Regions from separate parts of the Mus musculus genome. Here region 2 is linked to region 1. The links are chromatin contacts, found by Hi-C in ENCODE. All regions are on one chromosome and are shown on one strand. Each heading gives the region's core, a stretch centred on a gene start or an enhancer-like site at or near the end of the contact. The rest is flanking DNA. Distances are from core to core; before and after follow the strand shown. Region 1 overlaps Crtc1 (CREB regulated transcription coactivator 1). Region 2 overlaps Ell (elongation factor RNA polymerase II).

Evidence for each region. A loop is a pair of places that touch in the nucleus more often than their neighbours do.
Region 2: a loop to region 1 is called in a map of v-Abl transformed pro-B cells, with 2.3 times the contacts of the local background. The contact joins two enhancer-like sites. A Hi-C loop is called at or near these places in 3 of 37 maps with a recorded cell type or tissue (T-helper 1 cell, adrenal gland and v-Abl transformed pro-B cells).

The regions. Positions count from the first base shown.
Region 1 is chr8:70,405,685-70,412,387 of GRCm38, reverse strand. It overlaps Crtc1 (CREB regulated transcription coactivator 1), which reads left to right. Exons shown (of 14, transcript NM_001004062.2): 2 at 3,377-3,493; 3 at 6,173-6,310. Among named protein-coding and RNA genes, the nearest start is that of Crtc1, 31 kb to the left of the region's middle. Within about 2 kb of position 2,812, at least 1 of the 3 ENCODE cell types and tissues checked has a DNase peak (open chromatin) inside an H3K27ac peak, as active enhancers do.
Region 2 is chr8:70,582,152-70,588,854 of GRCm38, reverse strand. Ell (elongation factor RNA polymerase II) reads right to left here. Exons shown (of 12, transcript NM_007924.2): 6 at 4,859-4,983; 7 at 3,620-3,698; 8 at 2,827-3,301. Among named protein-coding and RNA genes, the nearest start is that of Isyna1, 9.0 kb to the left of the region's middle. Within about 2 kb of position 3,419, at least 1 of the 3 ENCODE cell types and tissues checked has a DNase peak (open chromatin) inside an H3K27ac peak, as active enhancers do.

The DNA.
Region 1 (6,703 bases), core at 1,563-4,062:
GAACTCATTCATTTATTCACATGCTCCCTCACCCATGTGATCAAGGCTCGCCGGTATGTCTCAGGAGCACAGCATAGTGGGAACAGGGCGTGTGGTTTGGCAGTAGGCAGGGGTGGGGGTGGGGGTGGTACTTACAGGATACAGGCTGAGATCTCATCACCCTAGATTCACTGTCTGCCCTGACAGTGTGCTGGGAAGCCTCAGAACTCTGAGAGCTTTTGACTCACAGTTACAGCTTATTCCAGGGCAAGGACAGAACTTAAACCAGACAGGTAAGGAGTGAGTGGCCTAGAAGACATGAGACAGACCTTTCAATTGTCCCAAACCCGTGGCATCAAATGAGTGTGGTCAGCCTGCTGGCACCAGAGTATGCCAGCACAGCTATATTGCCAGGGCATCTGGGTTCTTGTGGGGCTCAATCTTTCAGACTGAGTAGCCACTGTCATGGTTGACTTCAGTGTCCAGTGTCTAGCTTCCTCAGAGGTCAGGCTGATACCAGGTTGCCTTGATGCTCCAAGTACATAGTGACACTCCTCAAAAATGTTTATCCATCCATCTATCCACACACACCCCCATCGTGTGTGAAAACATGCTGTGTGTTCTGGGGTTCAGAGCCTGCCTGGTCAGCTATGGATCCACCAGCTTGCACAGCCCATCTTTCATCCTTGTTGCAGAGACCAAGTCTTGATAACAAGCGTTGGGTGCTCCTGAAATTAGAGGAACAGCTCTGGAAAGTCAGCCCTGATAGGGCAGGGCACCACCCCGCCTGCTAGCCCTTGTGCACCTGGGTTTTGAGTTTTTGTTTCATAGCTGGCTGGCCCACCTGTGCTCAATCTTTGAGGCTCTTAGGTGGCTTAGCACATTGGGGTTGGGTTGGCGAGTTTTTCCCCTGGTATCGTTGCTGTTGCTCTAAAGGGGGAGCTATGGTGCTTCCCATCACTGTGGAGAGGGCCTGGCCTTGGCCTGCTGTTCACTTCACATGCAGACTACCAGGTGTCCCCATGGAGGTTAAACTAACAGAAATCCTCCACTCCTCTAGTAACTTGCCTTAAATTTTCCTGCTTCATACAGCTGTTAGGGTCTCATGTAGCCAAGACTGGTTGTCCTGGCTGGTTTTATGTCAACTTAACACAAGCTGCCGTCATTAGAGAGCAGGAAGCCTCAGTTGAGAAAAATGCCTCCATACGACTGAGCTGTAAGCACACCTATAGGGCATTTCCTGATCAATGGGGGAGGGCCCAGCCCACTGTGGGTGGTGCCATCCCTGGGCTGATGGTCCTGGGTTCTGTAAGAAAGCAGGCTGAGCAAGCCATGGAGAGCAAGCCAGTAAGCAGCACCCACCCCTCCCTGGCCTCTGCATCAGCTCCTGCCTCCAGGTTCCTGCCCTGTGGGAGTCCTGTCCTGATTTCCTTCAGTGATGTACTACAATGTGGACATGTAAACCGAATAAACCTTTTCCTCCCCAGTTTGATTTTGGTCATAGTGTTTCATCACAGTAACAGAAACCCTAAGACCCTGGCCTTGACCTCCTGCCCTTCCTGCTTCAGCCCCCATCCTGAGTGCTAGAATGACATGTATGAATTGTGACCTGCCACAGTTGTACTCTGTCAGGGTGGACATGCTGAAGGCCTCCAAGTCACCTGGGGACAAGGGGTACAGGCTGGACCTCTGTTTCCTGTGCAGCTCTGTGTGTCACCCAAGATGAGCTTGGCTGCTCCGGGGCCTATGTAGTCCCCACCACACCAGCCTGGATGCAGGGCAGCTGCAAGGCCTAGGGTGCTGAGCAAGGTGGTGACAGCCTGGATGCAGGACAGTGAGCTTTGTGCAGCCTGGGAGCCCGGAGTATTCTACAGTCAGATCTAGTTCTGAGGTTCACCCCCTAACACCAGCCTTCCTTTGTTCCCACACATGGCAGTGAGCCCAATGGCCCTGGTGTGCACTGCCCTGATCCCCAGTCTCCAAGAACCTGTGGCTCTGTCCACCCATGGAGAACCATCTGTGGACACAAATTCTGGGCACTGTCATTTCTGTCAGCACAGCACTGGTAGATCGCAGACCCACCTGTGCGACTCGCATAGCCCTGGACACAGAGGTCAAAAGGCACTGTGTGGACCTCACACAAGAAGCATCCGTACTCTGGCTTGGTTTTGTTTGTTTGTTGTGGTTTTTTGTTTTGTTCTTGGTTTGGTTTGGTTTGGTTTGGTTTGGTTTTTTCGAGACAGGGTTTCTCTGTGTAGCCCTGGCTGTCCTGGAACTCACTCTGTAGACCAGGCTGGCCTCAAACTCAGAAATCCGCCTGCTTCTGCCTCCCGAGTGCTGGGATTAAAGGCGTCCACCACCACTGCCCGGCTTTGATTTATTTTTTTTAATTACAGTTACTTGTTGGGTGAAATCCCACACAAAGTGTATGTTGAGGTCTGAGGACAAGTTGCAGGAATCAGTTCTTTCTGGGACTCAAGGATTGAACTCAGGTTGTCATGCTTGGTTTAAGCGCCTTTTCTTGCTGAGCCTCTTTGCCAGCCACTTTCTGTATTTCATAGCTGCTGGGAGAGACTCAGTGGGGAACTTGTGGGTGGGACCAGCTGGCATCCACTGAGAACACAGGGACCTCCCAGTACAGACGCAGCAGAGGTACCCTAAGCACCAGGCCCGTTCATCTTCCTCTGGCCTCCACTGTAGCTCGCAGGAAACAGCTGTTTACCTGGGCGAGGTGCTTGGCCGGGCGTGCAGCCAGTTGGAGCTCTGCTTCCCCCTTTGGTGTCCAAGGCCTCCCCAGGAAGCAGGGCTGGCGTGGAATAGAGGTGGGAAGGCTGGGCTGCCAGGAGTCGTTTGTGAGAACTGAGAACCAGCCCCTGTTGTGTACACAGTACCAGACCCTAGCAACCACCAGGCCCAGCCAGAGCAGACAACGCTTTCCTGTGTGACTGACCACACTGAAGTGGGCACTGAGGACCCTGTTCAGTGAGAGAAATGGGCTATTCCCCCAAATTAAACATCTGCCATTGTCCCCTACAATTCACAGATGTCAGCTTCAGAGTCCCAGGGAGCTCGGGGGCCAGCTTAGGCTGAGGCAGGATCCCCAAGTGCTTAGACTGAGGCCAGGGCATCAGGCAGGCAGTCGGTGCACATTTTGAGTCCATAACCAGTTTCCCAGTTGAAAGGCCGGCTCCGCAGCTTCTTGGTGAGGAGCTCCCAGGGTGCGCTGTCTCGCTTAGGGAGGCGTCCAGGGCACTGGGTTTCGCCTTTTGCAGAGTCTCGAGCAAAGGGACATAGTAGTCCCTGGATCCTACCAGCTAAACCCTCTGGGCGCTCCATGGGGTGTACTGAGAGTGTGTCCCCTTCAGCATGGTGACAGCTGGTGGCTTTGCTTTTCCAGCTTCAGCTGCAGAAGTCCCAGTACCTGCAGCTGGGCCCCAGCCGTGGCCAGTACTACGGTGGGTCCCTGCCCAACGTGAACCAGATTGGAAGCAGCAGCGTGGACCTGGCCTTCCAGGTGAGCCCCGCCCCAGCTCGTTCCCCTTCTAGGGGATATTCCAGGTTTTCCCGTCTCAAGTGTGTCCCATCCATTCTGGAACCCACTCCAGCTACAGACTCCAGAGACAGCTGGTTGGCCCACAGGAGATGGGCCATGCCCCCCCCCCAAATTAAGCATCTGCCATTGTCCCCTGCAATTCACAGAGGCCAGCTTCCCACCCCTAAACACTCCTCTAGGTCTCCTGGGGCCCAGGAGAGGGGAGCAGCCCAGCCAGCTTCCCTGAGCTCCAGCCTCCTGGAGTCAGCACCCCCACACCCCAGCCACTCCCAGCACTCAGCAGCTGCTGCACCTGCCAGCAGGCTGGGAGGCCCTGAGAAGAGCTCGGGGCCTTGGGGGCTTGGCTCCAGCCGCCTCACTGATCTGCAAGCCCAGCAGTTCTCAGAAGGAAGCCCCTGCCGCCTGACCCCACTTGTCTGCAGACAGTTCTTGGCAGAGCCGCACACCCTGCATGGCTCCCTCAGGCCACAAGCTGCTGTCAAAATAATAAGGGCTGGTGTCTTCTCCCTAGACCCCAGTCTTCAGGAGAAGCGGGAGGAGGGAGGTGTGCCGACAGGGCCCTCGGCCATCATATACCGCGCTACCAAGGGTCTGAGAACAACCCTTTCCCAGAGAGCTAACGGGCTCCCGAGTCATCCTCGGCCTTTCCCTGGCTGCATGATGATGTGAACTGCTGGGTTAGGCAGCCCGGGCCTGGGTGTGCTTGGGGCTGCTAGTTCTTCGGACTTCACCCTGTGGAGTGAGTTCCAGGCCTCAGTGGCATACTGAAGTCACTGGCACTCTGTGGCAGAGGACCTCCAGTACCTGAGCACCCCAGCACCCCCTCATTTAACCCTGTGTGGGTATCCCGGTGAACTCCTCAGTCCTAGGGCACAGGGACCCTACTGAGCCTGTTTGCCCAAAGTGCAAATGGGCACCTAATGGTTCAGAGTGTTGGGTTTTTGCATGTTTAGTGCAGTGAGTTTTAGGGGTAGCTCTGGCTGCAGCTCAATGTTTCTGGAAACAGCCCCAGACTCAGGTTGTTCTCACTGGGAACCAGCCTGGAAGACATTGAGCCATATGTCAGCACTGGGTGGCCTACAATTGTCCCTGTGGCTCTCTGGGATGAGCTCTTCCATCTACCTACCTGAGGTGAACCTGCCTCAATGTCTCCATCTTGGGAAGTATGTATAGGTGCCATTCAAAGTTCATTCAGGACCCTTGAGGTCCTTCCTGGACAGATGTCATGTGCATATATCCTGGTGTATGTTACAGCAGAATCTAAGAATGTGCCCCAAGCTGCATGAGCCAAGCCCCCAAGCATGTACATTCCCAAGTGCTGGATCCCAGATAGGGCTGGAGAGCTGGGAGTGGCTTGGAGAAGTGGGTGGGGATTGGAAGGCTGGGTAGGGTCTAGAAGGCTATGGGGTCTGTGTGCAGGGTAGGTCTTGGTTGTTGATGGGGGCAGAAAGATGGGAGGAGCCTGATGGCAGGGGCAGCTTCCTCGGTTTCCCTTCTAAATGTCTCAGAGAGATGACTGACTCTACCCTCCATAGGCCCTGATGGTGAGGTTCATGGCCAGCTTTCCGGTTCATTGCCTTTCTATGGGAAAAAAATGTAGAAAAGTCTGAGTTTGAGGCCAGCCTATTCTACAGTGTGAGTTCCAGGACAGCCAAAAAACAAACAAAAACAAAAAAGTAGAAAAACACAAAATCAGCAGGGACTTGTTGGTCACAGAGAGATTTGGCAGTGGCCACTCAGACAGCCTTGGAGGCAAACAGAAAAAGAAGTGGCCGGGCCATTTCAGCCACCACTGGGTTTCCTGAAAGGGAAATCTGTTTAAATATCAGAATGGCTTTTGCTTTCTACCTGGGGGACAGAAGGGCCCAGGGCCTAGATAGCCAAGCAGGCTTGGGGACAAGTCATGCCCAAGGTTAGCACAGGCAACTGAGTTCATCCTAACACGGTGACAGGCTCCTGGCAGCCTTGGGGACTCCGAGGCTCGACCTGAACCTTATGCCAACCCAGGTGCTGGTAAGAAGCCCCATCGAAGCCATGCCACAGACCCAGAAGGCGTCTGTTTTTGGCTCTCAGGCACCTGGCTGAGATGCTGGGGGTGGGAGCAAGAGAGGAGACAGGAGAGGGGGCCACAGCTCAATCCAGAGCAGTTCTGGGCTCTGCCTTGATCCTCTTGGGAACAAGCCCTGGGCCAGGTGGGCCCCACAGCAGCTCTCAGGCTTCACGCCCTGGGGGCCTCTCTTGGCAGGCCCCTGCAGAGATGACGTAGGTGGGGACAGGAGGCCAGCCAGGCCTGGAGAGAGAGGGCGGAGGCCTGTCTGCACCTGGCCAGCTGGAGAGCTGTTCAGTCATCTGTACCCGGCACCCAGGCAAAGCTTGTACCGCCCTACCTGGCCCGAGCATGCAGGCTGGACTGCATGTCTCCTGCCCCTTCTGGGATAGCACTGCTGGCTTTTGCACCCCAGCCCCATGGCTCAGCAGGAGCTGGGGCTGCCAGAGATACCTATGGAGTAGAGTTTAAGTGTATCCCCAGAGCAGAGATCTCCAAGGGTAGAGCTAGGGGAACCTGAAGCTGCAGCCGGTAACCTGTAAGATCGCTGTCTCCTTTCTGAACCTCTGTTCCTGACCCATTCTCTTCCCCAGACCCCATTTCAGTCCTCAGGCCTGGACACGAGTCGGACCACACGACATCATGGGCTTGTGGACAGAGTATATCGTGAGCGTGGCAGACTTGGCTCCCCGCACCGTCGACCCCTGTCAGTAGACAAGCATGGGCGACAGATATCCTTTTTGCAGAGGATGTGTGTGGGATTGGGAGGGAACAGGGGACAGGCACACACTGCTGCCTGTGGCACACACTGTTCCCTGTGGACCAGGGAAACCTGGGGAAAGGCCTCCAACACAGGATGTTGGAGCCCAGTGTGGGGCAGAGAGAAGGGTTAAGGAGAGTGAGCCCAAACACAGAGGGCTGGGGCCACAAGGAGAGATTCCCAGTGTAGCTTTCAAGGCTGGGAGAAGTGGGGCGTGGCTCAGTTGAGGCAGCATGGACATGACAGTGATGCCACACAGCCTCTGTAGTTTGAAGGGTGGACACCTGCCAGGATCCCATCACTAGAGTGGCTTTGGGTCACTCTCTTCCCACCCTCAACTGCAGAGTAGAGCTGTCCGCCTGCT
Region 2 (6,703 bases), core at 2,170-4,669, 180 kb before region 1:
TGCCTTGGTTATGGTGTCTGTTCACAGCAGTAAAACCCTAACTAAGACAGAAGTTGGTGCCAGGGACTGGGGTATTGCTGTGATAGGCCTGACCATACTTTTGTTTGGAAAAATGTAGGTTTGGGGATTTTAGATTTGGAAAGCAGTGGAATGTTTTAAATGGGGCTTAATGGGCCATCCTAGTAGGGATATGGAAGACTAAGAGTAATTTGAACTGTGCAGACCTGGTCCAAGAGGTCTCAGAAGAAAAAAATTTCAGTATGTGGTATAGAGATTGTTTTTGTGGTATTTTGGTGAAGAATGTGGCTGCTTTTTGCCCTTGTCTGAAGAGTACCTGAGGTAAAGAGATTTATGTTAACTGCATTGACAAACGAAGTCTCAGAAACACCCAGTGGAGACTGAGTTCTCTGGTTAAGACTTTTTTTTTTTTTTTAATTTTGGTTTCTTGAGACAGGGTTTCTCTGTGTAGCCTTGGCTGTTCTGGAACTCACTCTGTAGACCAGGCTGGCCTCAAACTCAGAAATCCGCCTGCCTCTGCCTCCCAAGTGCTGGGAGTAAAGGCGTGCGCCACCACTGCCTGGCTTGGTTAAGTCTCTTGAAGAGCATTTTGAACAAGTGTAGCAAGCTTAGAAAGGAGAAATAGAAGATATATGGTTTGAGTATTAAGGGGGCATGAGGAAGTGAAATGTGGTGAATCCTGTGTTCTAGGAGATAGCAGATTAAGGGAGTGGGACTTTGGGGTAAGATACTACAAAGCTAAATTTAGATCCAGGCATGGTGGTACACACCTTTAATTCCAGGAGACCGGCATGCAGATCTCTGAGTTCAAGGTCAATCTACAGAGCTAGTTCCAGGACAGCCAATCTTAGGCAGTGAAGGAGTTGGAAAACAGAAAGCTGGTGATAATGTGATAGAAGGGGGCCATGTTCTAGCTCCTGCAAGCAGCAGAACTCAACAGCAGCTTTGGCCATGTGGCTCTGGCTTTAGAGACAAGAATAGAAGGAACTACTGGGATAATTGATGCTGCTTAGCTGGAACTAAGAAATTAGTGGTGATTAATAAGACACCAGCATTACTGAGGTAAAATCTGGGAAGTGTTTTGTGAGAGCACAAAGAAGCTGTGTTCCAGAGATGGCCAAGGTTGTACCTTGTGCTGCAGCTGTACTTGGTAATGTGTAAGAGTCGCCTAGGTGGTACTGGTTCTGAAGGCATAAAGGGATTATGAAGAGCAGCTGAGGCTCAGCACTGTGAAAATGCAGCCTCAGTTGCAGTTGACAGCCCAGGACTGAAGGGGTCAATGCAAAGGATTTGAAGCTTGGTACCACAAGGAGCACCTATGAGAGGCTACTGGTGAAGCCTAGGTGCAGCGGAAGACCCCAGTGTACTGGAGATCCAGCAGTGGAGTGGATCAACCTAAGTTTAGAGTGCTACAGAGGGAAGAGCTGGAGAAGTCCAGATCATGTGTGGATCCCAGACATTGAAACAAGCTGTAACACTGAAGCTGCCTTGGAGAGCCCAAGATTTTCGAGATGTCAGAGCCGTGGGCTATCTGCTGAGGAAAACTGCTAACAGGGAGTGGGACCAGCCCAGGAGAAGGAAGTTTGTTGCAGTCAACAAAGATGAAAAGGAGTTGGAGATCTGAAGACTGCTTTGACATCAGACATGGAGATGCAGAGTTTGGAGTTTGTCCATCTGGTTTCCTGTCTTAATTCAGGGATTACAGTTATGTGATTGGATGGAGCTCAGAAGAGACTTTGAACTTTTCTTGTTAAAAAGATTTATTTATTTTACATATGTGAGTACACTGTCACTGTCTTCAGACACATCAGAAGAGGGCATCAGATCCCATTATAGATGGTTGTGAGCCATCATGTTGCTGGGAATTGAACTCAGGACCCTGGAAGAGCAGTCAGTGCTCTTAACCACTGAGCCACCTCTCCAGCTTGACTTTTAACATTGTTGAGACTGCTATAGACTATGGGGACTTTTGAAGTTGGACTAAATGTACTTTTTTATTGTGCTATGTTTAGGAATGGCCCCCATAGACTCATGTATTTAAACATGCCTATGGGGGCCTGGGAGTGGAATGTGATGGTTCTTATATGCTTGGCCCTGGTGAGTGGGCTTAAGACTCTCATCCTAGCTACCAGGAAGTCAGTATTCTGCTAGCAGCCTTCAGATGAAGATGTAGAACTCTCAGTTTCTTCTGCACTATGCCTGCCTAGATGCTGCCATGTTCCTGCATTGAATATAATAGACTGAACCTCTGAACCTGTAAGCCAGCCTCAATTAAATACTGTCCTTTTTAAGAGTTGCCTTGGTCATGGCATCTGTTCACAGCAGTAACATCCTAACTAAGATAGGTGTCAAGAGATTAGGACTAAAGGGCATAGCAAGCACAGGGTTGCGACACCAGATCCATGCTCTCACTATACTATGGACAGAGGATTGTTCTCAAGGCCTTCTGATCACAGGGTACCTCACGCGTCCTGCTGTGTGAGGAGCCACAGAGATAGATGTCTCATTTCTCAGTGTCCTCCGGTCCCAGAAACCTTTGCTCCCTGGGCTCAGTGTACCTACCTGTGCCTTGGCCTGGATATATCCCTGCATACAGCTGTTCTCTTTACTCTCCCTCTGCCTCTCTGGCTCAGGGCATCTCAGTACTCCCTGAAAGCGCTGCATTCCATGTTACCTATCTGAGTGTTTCAGCTCCTAGCCCCAAGCACTGAGTAGTAGGCTGGTGGCCTGCCATGGTGGCCCCAAGTCCTGACCCCAGTAGTGGTCTCACATCCCACATATTAGAGGAAACAACCAAGTGGCACTCACCTGGGGCATCTGGCGGTAGTGCAGGGGCAGTAGGTGCATCAGGCTGTGGGGCGGGGGGCCTTTCTTCAGGGGGCCGCTCCTTGTCTTTGTGCTTCTTGGACTTCTTCTTGGGTCGGCTGTGGGTGTGTGAGGAGCTAGTAGGTTGCTCAGCCTGAGGAAAGTCCGTCAGCAGGGGAAGACCAAGATGGGGTGCTGGAGCTGGGGTGGCTTCCTGGTGCTTGTAGTCCTGGGTACTGTGACCTAGGTCATTACTGACATCAGCTAGGGGGTCGTGGGTCCTTGGGGGCTCCAGCCGTGGGGGCAGATGGCTAGAGCTGAGGGTGTCTGATGGGGTGGGTCCTGGAGCAGGCAGCAGTGTCTCATGGCCATTGGGGGCACCCAGTTTGCCATTGAGGGTGGGTTGTGCTCGCTGTGTGAAATGTGAGATCCGGGGCTTCTTGCTGGCCAGGGGGTCAATGAAGTCTGTAGGCCGTTTCTGAAAAGCCATGGGGACTAGGCTGAGCAGAGAAGTATGTGGGAACTAGTAGCCACCTGCAGGGCCTGCTGTGGCCACACAGGGGCGCCGGCACACAGCTGGCCACACATACAAGAGAAGCAGCACCCAGACAGAGAAGAAAAGAAGGCCCTGACTGGGCAGTGAAGGTGCCTGAGGCACACGCCTCAGAAAGACACTCCCAGCCCCAAAGACAGCAAGTCCCCCCAAAGAGCGTGGCTCAGGCAGTGGACACTGGTTACAAAGGGCTGTGGTGTACCAGTGAGGACCCCACACTCAACCACCCCCCCAGGCAAGTACCTGAGAGGGTGAGGCAGAGCGTCCATGCTCTCGGGGCGGGCTGGAGTCTGTAGTGGCATTCTGTGGCTGACACAGCTTCCTGCAGAGGAGTGGTAGAGGCACTATGGTGGCACTGCCACTGTGCCCCGGGACTATGTCTGCACAGAGAGGGCCAGGTTCTCAGAACCCAAGCTGTGTTGTACACAGGGCAGCTGCTAAGCAGAGCCCATGTGGTGCTCAGAGAGGACTCCCACTCTGCCATGCTGAGGCGCAGGCAGCTAGTGCCTGGGCTTGCCAATGAGAGGGAGAATTGCAGGTCAAATATGAACACATACCTTGCCTACAGCACATCAGGACTCCACCAGCACAAGGCCATTCTGTGTGTCAGTGGTGACCTTGTGTGTGGTCCCTTCCTCCCACCCTGATCTGGCCCCGAGTACCCAATGGCTCATCACTCATAACGGGTCACGGCATCAGTGGTGGTAACTAGCCCAGGCATGCTGGCCCTGTACACCCGTGCTTGTGGAGCAGTGACAGGCCTTATGTGGACACCTCCAGCACTTGGGTATAGGTGACCCTGACAATGGGCACACACTTGTCAGCCCAGCACTACTGGAAGGTGGAGACAGAAGATGGGCAGGAGTTAAGGCCTGTACTGTCTCTGTAAGACAAGACACTGACCCAAAAAAAAAAAAAGAAGCCAGGCATGGTGACACACACCTTTAATCCTAGTACTCAGGAGGCAGAGGCAGGCTGATCTCTGAGTTAGAGGCTAGCCTGGTTAACAAAATGAGTTCTAGGACAGCCAGGGCTACACAGAGAAACCCTATCAGGGACTGTCAGGGAAAAAGAAAGAGAAAAGCAAGTAAGCTGGCTGTAGTGCCCAGGAGCCTGTGCCAGGCAGCGAGCGCCTAGGCTCTTGCCATCATGTGCCCTCTCCACCTCCAAGCACGTGGAACCCCCAGGCTCTGGCCTAGGCACAGGTTGGAGATGAGCCCAGAACTCGGTGGTGCCAACTGAACTTGAGGAATCACTAGCAATCTCGGCGAGCAGCTCTGCTCACAGCACCAGCACCCAGGGGGAGTGGGCAATTACTGTGCTGCTCCCTTGGAGTCTACCTCACACTCTGTGGACACCAGAGGCTCGTGGGAAGCCATGGGGACATGGACAGGACACCCTGGCACAGAGGAGATGCACAGTTGGCTGGGGACAGCCATAACTGTGAGCCGTCTGGCAGGCTGAGGCCAGTGCGTGCCTTACCGCATGAGCATGCGCTTCAGCAGCTGCCGGTCCCCCTCAGAGTAGCCGGGCCAGTCCTTCTGCAGGCTTTTGTACATGCAGTCCTGCAGCGTGCACGTGCCATCCTTGGGGTTCACACTGGCCACCTGCAACACATCCAGTTCTCAATGACTGTCACTGCTTGCCAAGGCAGCAGGGGTGGGAGTGGGGGTGTGAGTGCTTGGGGAGCACAGGGTGGTGGCAGCTCTGGAGCCATGTCACACCACCTCGGGTCCCCTGCGCATGAGCTGCTGCAGGCCCAGACAATCTTGATGAGGCACAGTATGTCATCAATATGCCCACAGCCCCCACAAGCCCCACCCTTCAGATGGTGGCCACTAGCCAATCCTCTCTCCCTGCCACAACTACTTCATCTCAGGCTTTCTCTCAGGCTCAAAGAATCTGATGAGAGGCCTTGAAGGGACCAAGGCTGTGTCTGTGCTGGCCTTGCTAGGTGCCAAGTGCAATATATGCACATATCAGCCACTCAACCATGCCGAGTCCACAACCTGTATCAGCCACTCAACCATGCCGAGTCCACAACCTGTATCAGCCACTCAACCATGCCGAGTCCACAACCTCAGTAAGGACTGAGAGGAGCCGGGCAGTGGTGGCGCACACCTTTAATCCCAGCACTTGGGAGGCAGAGATAGGTGGATTTCTGAGTTCGAGGCCAGCCTGGTCTACACAGTGAGTTCCAGGACAGCCGGGGCTATACAGAGAAACCCTGTCTCGAAAAACAAACAAAACAAAAGATCTGAGAGGAATGAGTTATATATTTAATGGGCTTTGAAGACATGGTCTTGCCTTATAGCTCAGGCTGACCTTGGGCTCAGAATTTCTTGTCTGAGGATGCTGAGACCACAGGTATGCCAGCATGCCAAGCTGGCAGCAGAGTCTCTTCCTGATTGAGCACTAAGATTTAAATGGTGTGCTGCCATGCCTTTCACTCACAGCTACTCCAAGCAGGAGCACTCATTCCCATACGCAGGATCCTCCACGATGGTATGTGGTCCCACTGACCAGCACTACCTAAGGTATCCCATCCTAGGACAGGCTTTCAGCTCCCCTGATACATCCAATACCCTGGGCTACCCTGCCTACACTAAAGGCATAGTCTTGAAAGGCTATGGCTCCTCCCTACAGATGCTCAGGGACTCTGATGACCTGTGGAGACTGCAAAAGACCTGACCAGGTTGTGACCCCTGCCCAAGATAGGCCCATTTTCAAAATCTGTGGGGTACTGCTGCCCCTCACAAGATGCATCACACACTCAAGAGTACCAGGTTGCCAAGGTCAGACCTGGCATGGCTGATCAGAGGCCATGGGAGCTGCATAGAGCCTCAGATGCCTCTGGAGCCATTGCATACTGCATGCATGCACTCCATTGGCTGAGGCAGAGGCTGACCATGGTCTTTCCTGATTCCAGAGCTTTCTCTGAGACTTGATATTATGTTGTCACCAGAGCACAGGGGCCAGGCCACCCCAATCCACCTTTATACTGTCCCCAAAGCCTGGCTGGCGCTGACATTTTATTTATTTTTGAGACAGGCTTTCCCTGAGTAGCTCTAGCTGTTCTGAAACTCACTAGGTAGACAGGCTGGCCTTGAACTCAAGAGATCCAGCTGCCTCTGCCTTCCAAGGGCTGAGATTAAAGGTATGGACCACCACCATCACCATGCATGTCTACCTGTAAGAGCAGCCAGTGCTCCTAACCACTGAGCCACCTCTCCAGCCCTTGAATTTGTCAATTATTACGGTGGGGAATGCTGTGACTGAACTCAGGTCACCAGACAGTAAGTTCCTTTTGCACTGAGCAAGCTCACC